Regions from separate parts of the Homo sapiens genome. Here region 2 is linked to region 1. Evidence: chromatin contacts called from ENCODE Hi-C data. All regions are on one chromosome and are shown on one strand. The core of a region is the stretch at or near the end of the contact, and the rest is flanking DNA. Distances in the headings are between cores, read along the strand shown. Region 1 overlaps CHN2 (chimerin 2). Region 2 holds the start of MINDY4 (MINDY lysine 48 deubiquitinase 4).

The links. A loop is a pair of places that touch in the nucleus more often than their neighbours do. Pooled maps may share reads with other maps.
Region 2: a pooled map shows a loop between it and region 1 (4-fold over the local background). The contact joins the promoter of MINDY4 here to the enhancer-like site in region 1. A Hi-C loop is called at or near these places in 1 of 168 maps with a recorded cell type or tissue (lower leg skin) and 5 of 50 pooled maps.

The regions. Positions count from the first base shown.
Region 1 is chr7:29,487,640-29,491,019 of GRCh38, forward strand. The region is part of intron 7 of CHN2 (chimerin 2); the gene reads left to right. Among named protein-coding and RNA genes, the nearest start is that of PRR15-DT, 74 kb to the right of the region's middle. Within about 2 kb of position 1,517, at least 2 of the 41 ENCODE cell types and tissues checked have a DNase peak (open chromatin) inside an H3K27ac peak, as active enhancers do.
Region 2 is chr7:30,769,868-30,773,247 of GRCh38, forward strand. MINDY4 (MINDY lysine 48 deubiquitinase 4) reads left to right here and starts at 1,550. Exons shown (of 18, transcript NM_032222.3): 1 at 1,550-1,689. The coding sequence starts at 1,627. All of the region lies in intron 3 of INMT-MINDY4 (INMT-MINDY4 readthrough (NMD candidate)), which reads left to right. RefSeq lists silencers at 1,431-1,480, 1,541-1,590, 1,961-2,110 and an enhancer at 1,666-1,960.

The DNA of each region.
Region 1 (3,380 bases), core at 267-2,766:
TCCTCCTTCCCTCCCTCCTTTCTTCTTTTTCTCCTTCTAACTCCCTCCCTCTTTCTCTCCCCCTCCCTCCTTCCTTTCCCTCCCTACTTTCATTATCTCTTCCTTCCTCTGTCTCTCCTTCTCCCTCTCCTTCCTCCAGAGGCATCCAGTAGAGGCCAGGTGTGCTACTAAACGTCCAGGACAGGCCACCACAACAAAGAGTTGTGCAGCCCTAAATGCCAGTAGTGCTGAGACTGAGAAACCTCACTACTGGCAATGGGGAGCCACTCGAGGTTTTTGAGCAGGGAAGTGTCAAAAGGATGTGGGTGTCGATGTGCTCATAAACCTGATCAAAGTTAAGTAGCATGAGGACATCTTACTTTATGCAGTGGGGAGACTCCCAGAAAGCTTTGAGACAATCAATATTTTAGAAATGCAATCCTATCTTAAACTAGGGCAGCTGCTAATGAGAAGTCCAGGGATCTGTGGTGCCCGGTTTGAGAAACTCAGCTCTCCTGCCCCATCTCCTTGGCCAGCCTTTCAGAGGGAACTCAGAGTGTCTGTCATAGATTGATTCACCTCTGCTGTGTTTTCGTACATCTGAAAAGGGTCACTTCAAGGTTAGGACTTCATCTGGTCTTGCAAAAGGGGAGAGTTCAAAGTTTAACCTAATTTTTCATATGAGATGAATGTCACATGGTTGTGGGAAATACAGTAAATTATAGGAAAAGTCCTTGGCAGAGATCTGGAAGCCTTGACTGTGCTGCTGACCTGGGTGACGCAGGATAGGCTGCCTGCCCTCCAGCCTCTCAGTTAACCCTGGGCAAACACTAGACTAGACCTCCAGAACCCAGCCACATGTAGCTGGAAGGGACTTTAGCTCTCTCTTCTGTGAACATAAAGTAGCTAAACAAACAAACAAACAAACAAACTGCCTCTGACCCGAAGATTCCTTTTCAAAGCAAAAGAATAAAATTCTGATTTTTAATATGAATAATAAAATGACAAATTGAGGCAATAAGGTTTCCATCTATACCACTGCTTCTCAATAAAGGAAACTTCACCCCCCCACCTCCCCCTGACCCCTGGGGGACATTTGTCAATGCCTACAGATATTTGTGATTTGTCCCAGCTGGGAGTGCTACTGGCATTTAGTGGGTGGAGGCCAGCGATGCTGCCAAACATCCCACAATGTACGAGGCAGACCCCCACAACAAAGAATTTTCCAGCCCAAAATGTTAATCAGTAGTGCCGAGGCTAAGAAATCATGATGTATACTGGTAAGAAAAAGCAAAAATTCTCAACTGCAGCATGTCATAAACGGTACTTTTCCTTCTTACAGTTTCGATCCCAGGCTGAGCTGATATTAATACATCTGGGTGGTGTCTACATTGACCCATCAAAACATATCTGGTATAAAACCACCAGAGAATACTGCCTTCCAGATTCAGCAGCTATGAGACAAATAACATCCTGTTCATTTAGAAAGAGCTGTGTTGAGAGATACTTGCTAAATGCCTGAGATCTTTCTGGATGACTCTTCTTGCTCTTGTTTTTGCAAAGTAGCCATTCCTGGGCCATTTGTCAAACATACCTTATCTCGTGTAATATCATCTTTTTTGTTTGGTGTGGTTTTTGAATTCCAGGCAGACCGTGCCTAGTGTAATAGTCTTGGACAGACATTCTTCCTGTCTGGAGTATTTTCTTCCTGTCTAGAATATTTTAGTTACTGCCCTCAAGTTTTCAAACTGTTCTTTCTCTAAAAAGATATTCTTGCAAATCAGTGAACTTCAGAAAATGGAAAAAGCCGACCAGTGAATTTTAAGATACGGTATATTTCAATGAAAGAGTAGACATAATAAGTAGAAGCCAAATAAAATGGGCTCAGAGCATGCCCTCAGCATTTACACGTAGCCTTCTGTCTAGAGATTGTCCTTGTGGATCCAAAAGAAAATTGAACAATATATCGGTCGTGAAAATAAACAATGGCCCATCACCAAAAAGGAAAGTAGGCAATGGGCCTAAAATAATGTTTCACTTTACATCCTTGCTCTATTCTCATTTTGTTTTATTTTTTGGGGACTGTGTGGGGACACTGGGTGCTACTTGCTCTTCGAGACGTCTATGCATTTATTTGGCTGGACAGAACAGATCAAAGGCAGTAGGGATACTTGTTGGGAAAGGATGTTGGTAAATATGGACAGTGATAATAAGCATTAAAATGCAATCCTGATGTGCTCAATTATTTTTAAAAATATTGGCAAAAAAAGTGAAATTTTAGAAAATCTGTGATTAGCCTATCCTGTTTTTCCTGAAACAATAGGCCAGTTTATATTTTGTCAATATGCATTCTGTCCACGTGTAGTAAACATGTAGCCACTCACTTAATTTCTAAATATTGCATTTTCATTTTTACCCCAAGATATAGGGATATTTAAGATGAGGTTATTTCATCCACTCAAGATGTTTCAGAGACCAACGTGATGTCATTCCTTTTTTTTTTTTTTTTGAAACACCATTTGCCAGAAAAGAATGCCTTTCAAAACCTAAGCCCACCTTCATTGGCCTTTGGTTATGCTGTTTTCTCTTCTGTAAATGTCTTCCTCAAGTCATCTGCTCTCCAGTCAACACCATCACTTCCCCACCTGCTCAATCTTTCCCAGGCTGGTGAATTCCTATCCATCCTTCAAAGCCCAGTTCAATATCCCCTTCCGCAGACTTCTAGGAAGAATTTATTATTCTCTCCATTATACTACCATAGGATCTCCTACGTGTTCTGCTGTATCACCTGACACATAATTGCCTGTTTATTCTTGTAGATAATGAGATCCTTGAGTGCAGGCAGTTCTTATTCCTCTGATCTATTTCAACTTTGTATATCCAAGGACTAGTACAGGGCCAAGTTCAAAGCAGGCAATCAGCATGTAAATATCAAACAAACGAGTGAATAATGAGTTGCTGGAAAGGTGGAAATAAGATGAAAATAGGATATAATTCATCTGTCTGACATCCTTCCCCCATTAATTTGTAATGCCACTTCTGAGATATACCAAGTATCCATATATGTGTGATTTGGTTTCTTGTCTTTCCAGTGTATACTACTGGTACCAAATGTACTGTACCAAACATACTGGGCTTTGGCTCTCTATTTGAAATGTTATTATATTATATTCAGAATATGGTATGTATGGTATCAGTTTTTTGTATATGTTGAAGCTTAATTTGTGGTCAATTGATACGAATATTCCAAGTGGTTTTGAAAAGTGTGTGTGTTCTTTGAATGGCTGGATATGAGATCCCTTTCGTATTCATAGATCAACTTTAGCTATTTGATCTACTAGTTTCTGTGAAAGATGTCAAAATCATTATGATTGTGGATTTGTCAATTTATCTTTGTAAGT
Region 2 (3,380 bases), core at 300-2,799, 1.3 Mb after region 1:
TATTACTGCTTGGGAACACTTTCCTTTTAAAATAAATTGTAAAACATGTATGTGGATTTAAAGAAAATAATACATAAGTAACTGTATAGGGGTTAAGGGCTGAATTGTGTCTTTCAAAACTCCTGTGTTGGGCCGGGTGCGGTGGCTCACGCCTGTAATCCCAGCACTTTGGGAGGCCGAGGTGGGCGGACTGCCTGAGGTCAGGAGTTCAAGACCAGTCTGGCAACATGGTGAAACCCCGTCTCTACTAAAAGTACAAATATTAGCTGGGCACGGTGGTGGGCGCCTGAAATCCCAGCTACTCAGGAGGCTGAGGGAGGAGAATGGTTTGAATCCGGGAGGTGGTTGTTCACTTGGCAGTGAGCCGAGATTGCGCCACTGCATTCCAGCCCGGGCACCTGAGCGGGACTCTGTCTCAAAAAAAAAAAAAAAAAAAGAAAAAAAAATTCCCGTGTTGAAGTCCTAATGCCTGGTATTCCAGAATGTGACTGTGTTGGATAGGGTCTTTAAAGAGGTGATGAAGTGGAAATGCAGTCATTAGGGTGGACCCTATTCCAATACAACTGATGTCTTTATAAGAAGAGATTAGGACACAGGCACACACGGACGGCTAGCCACGTGAAGACACTGGGAGAAGGTGGCCATCTATAATAGAGGCCAGGGAGAGAGGCCTCAGGAGAAACCATCCAGCTGACACCTCGATCTTGGTCTGTAGCCCTCAGAACTGGGAGACAATAAATGTGTTGTTTAAGCCACATGGTCTGTGGTACTTTGTATGGCAGCCCAAGCAAAGGAATACAATAGGTAACATGCGGAAGTGGCAAAGATTGTGAAGGTGGAACCCAGGTGACTAAGTTCGGGGAAAATGTACTGGGCTTGGTTAGAAACCCAACTTTCCCAGTACCCAGCTGTGTGGGCCTCAGCAAAATCTTAGCCTTTCTGAATCTCAGTGTCCCGTTTTAAAGAATGGGGCCAACAGTAACTACCTAGCCAGGAAGTTGTAAGGATTAAAAGTGCAACCGTGAGTTAAGAGCTTGGTGATCAATAAATGGCAGTCTCATTACGGGAAAGCAGGCACCAAGGGGGCGAGGAACATCTCCTTTAATTTCGGTGCCCAAGAAGCAGAATGCTGGGCTTCCTTGCCCCCACCGTCAAGGCCCGCCAAGGTCAGTAGCGTTGGTGGCCCCAGAGGGGGCCGTGGTGCTGAGGGTGGACCTGAGGGGGTCACTTCCCTGTGAGTTTAGTCCTCCAGAAACAAGGAGGCAGGTATTCTTCCCATTTTATGTCTAGGAAAATGGAGCCTCGGAGCGGAGCGGTAATTTGTCCTAGGCCTCTCAGATGACCAGGGCCAGGGTCAGAGTGAGGCCCCGAGTCCGGAGCCGTGGACGGGGCCCTAGGCGACACCAGGGCGCCCTGACTGCGGCCTCCCACTCCGAGACGCGAGTTTGCGGGACGCTCCACCCCTTCCCTCCCGCCCCAGCCCGCCAGCCCCAGGGAAGGGGAGGAGTTCTTGCCGCGCCGACGCCGCCGTCGCCACGGCAACGCGGCCATACTGCGCCGGACAGACCCAGTTGCCTGGTGCTGCGGCCCGGCGTGGGCCTCGTGGGCAGAGCCAGAGCCAGAGCCATGGACAGCCTCTTCGTGGAGGAGGTGGCCGCCTCCTTGGTCAGGGAGTTCCTCAGCAGAAAGGTAACGGCTCGCCCCCTCCAAAGCCCAGGAAGTGGCTCTAATTTGGGGGGATCATCGGGGTCTCCCCTGAAGGCTTTGCAGCTTCTGGGAGGGCGCCCGTTCCCTACCTACTGCCTGCTCCAGAGATGCCCCAGAAGAGCGCCGCTTTCCCGGGACAGGGGAAACTACATTTCCCACGAGGCGTTTCTGCCGTCGTCACCGGGCGCTTCCGCAAGGCACGGTTTGGACCCCGTCCGCTGCCCTCCTGGGGCATCCGCGCTCCGGGGCGGCGGCAGCTGGGGAGGGGGCCTGGGGGCCGCGCCAAGCAATCCTAGCGCGGGCGCACAGCGGGCAGGCCTGCGCCCTAGCCTGGCTGCCGGCCTCCGTGCGCTACCCACGCAAGTCAGGGTCCCACTCGGAAAGAACTTCTCCCAGAGGGAACCCCAAAAGCCCAGAAAAGTTCTTGACGGTCAAACCCTTAGTCATTTTAGTCAACAGTGGGAATTCCAGTGGTTGCTTTAATTTTTGTAAGTTTTCCTATTGTCTTGTCCCAGGAGAGTTTTTGCAGTGTTCACAAGCTTGGAAGGTCCTTAGCTGTCATCTGGCCTCAGGGTGGAGATGGGGACCTCGGTGGGGAAGGAGCTCGCCGGGGGGTCTTGGGCGTGGTAGTGGAGGGGGACATACATTAGCTCATTCAGCACATGGTGACTGAGGGCTGCACTCTGTGTGTTTTGTCTGTCCTTGCAGTGTCATACTGGGCTAGGGCGATGGGTACTTGTCTTGTATGAAAACACATACACGTAATTTTTTGAATGGAGGAAAGGGGAAGGACTTTGAAGTCAGACGGAGACAATTCAAATATTTGCTACTAGTTTGCAGTGTGAACCTCAGTACTTTACTCACTGTCTCAATTTCGTTATCTGTAAAACAGGAAAGTAAGACCTACTCTTTGCAGATTTATAATGAGGATTAATATTAACATATGGGCAGCTTCCAAGCATTGGATCTGACATATAGATACAATGTGCACGTAGGTGTTCAACTTTATACCTCCTCCCACCCTCACTGTTTCTGACACCAAACAGGTGTCTCTGAAGTGCACCTGTTTGGAAAGTGTCTTTGTGTGTTTTTTATGATTTATTTTTATTTGAAAAAATTTTAAATGCGTTTGGCTTTGTCGCATCTGCCCTGTCTTTATGGCTAATTGACCTGCCATCACCTGTCCTGGCTGCATGTTGGATATCAATTGACACACCCTGGAAAGCTGACTGTTAACATCATTTCTTTTAAGTCTGGGTCACTGAAAAAAACTCTTAGAGAGGGCTTCCTCGTGTTCTTTCTTGAGTACAAATGAAATCCAGTGTCCTCACTGACATCCAAGCCTGCCCTGTAGCTTGACCCCAGCTTACCATCTCAATTTCATTTCTAGCCTCTCCCACATCCCTCCCCACCACCCCCCACTTGACATGGCCGAGTTCCCCTGGTCTCCTCTCCCTCGCATGTTTTATCTGGGCACACTAAGGCCCTAAGAGTAGAAAGGAGTTGCCCACAGTTACTCAGAAGGTCACAGTGAGCTGGGACTGCAGCCCAGGTATACTGCTTTCTCATCGCCTTCTGCTCTAGGGCAGAGACCACGTGCTCCCCACAGGGTTTTGCACAGGCAGTCATTGCACCCAGCAGTCGTAACCAAGAGAGCTGCCACCTTGGTGCCA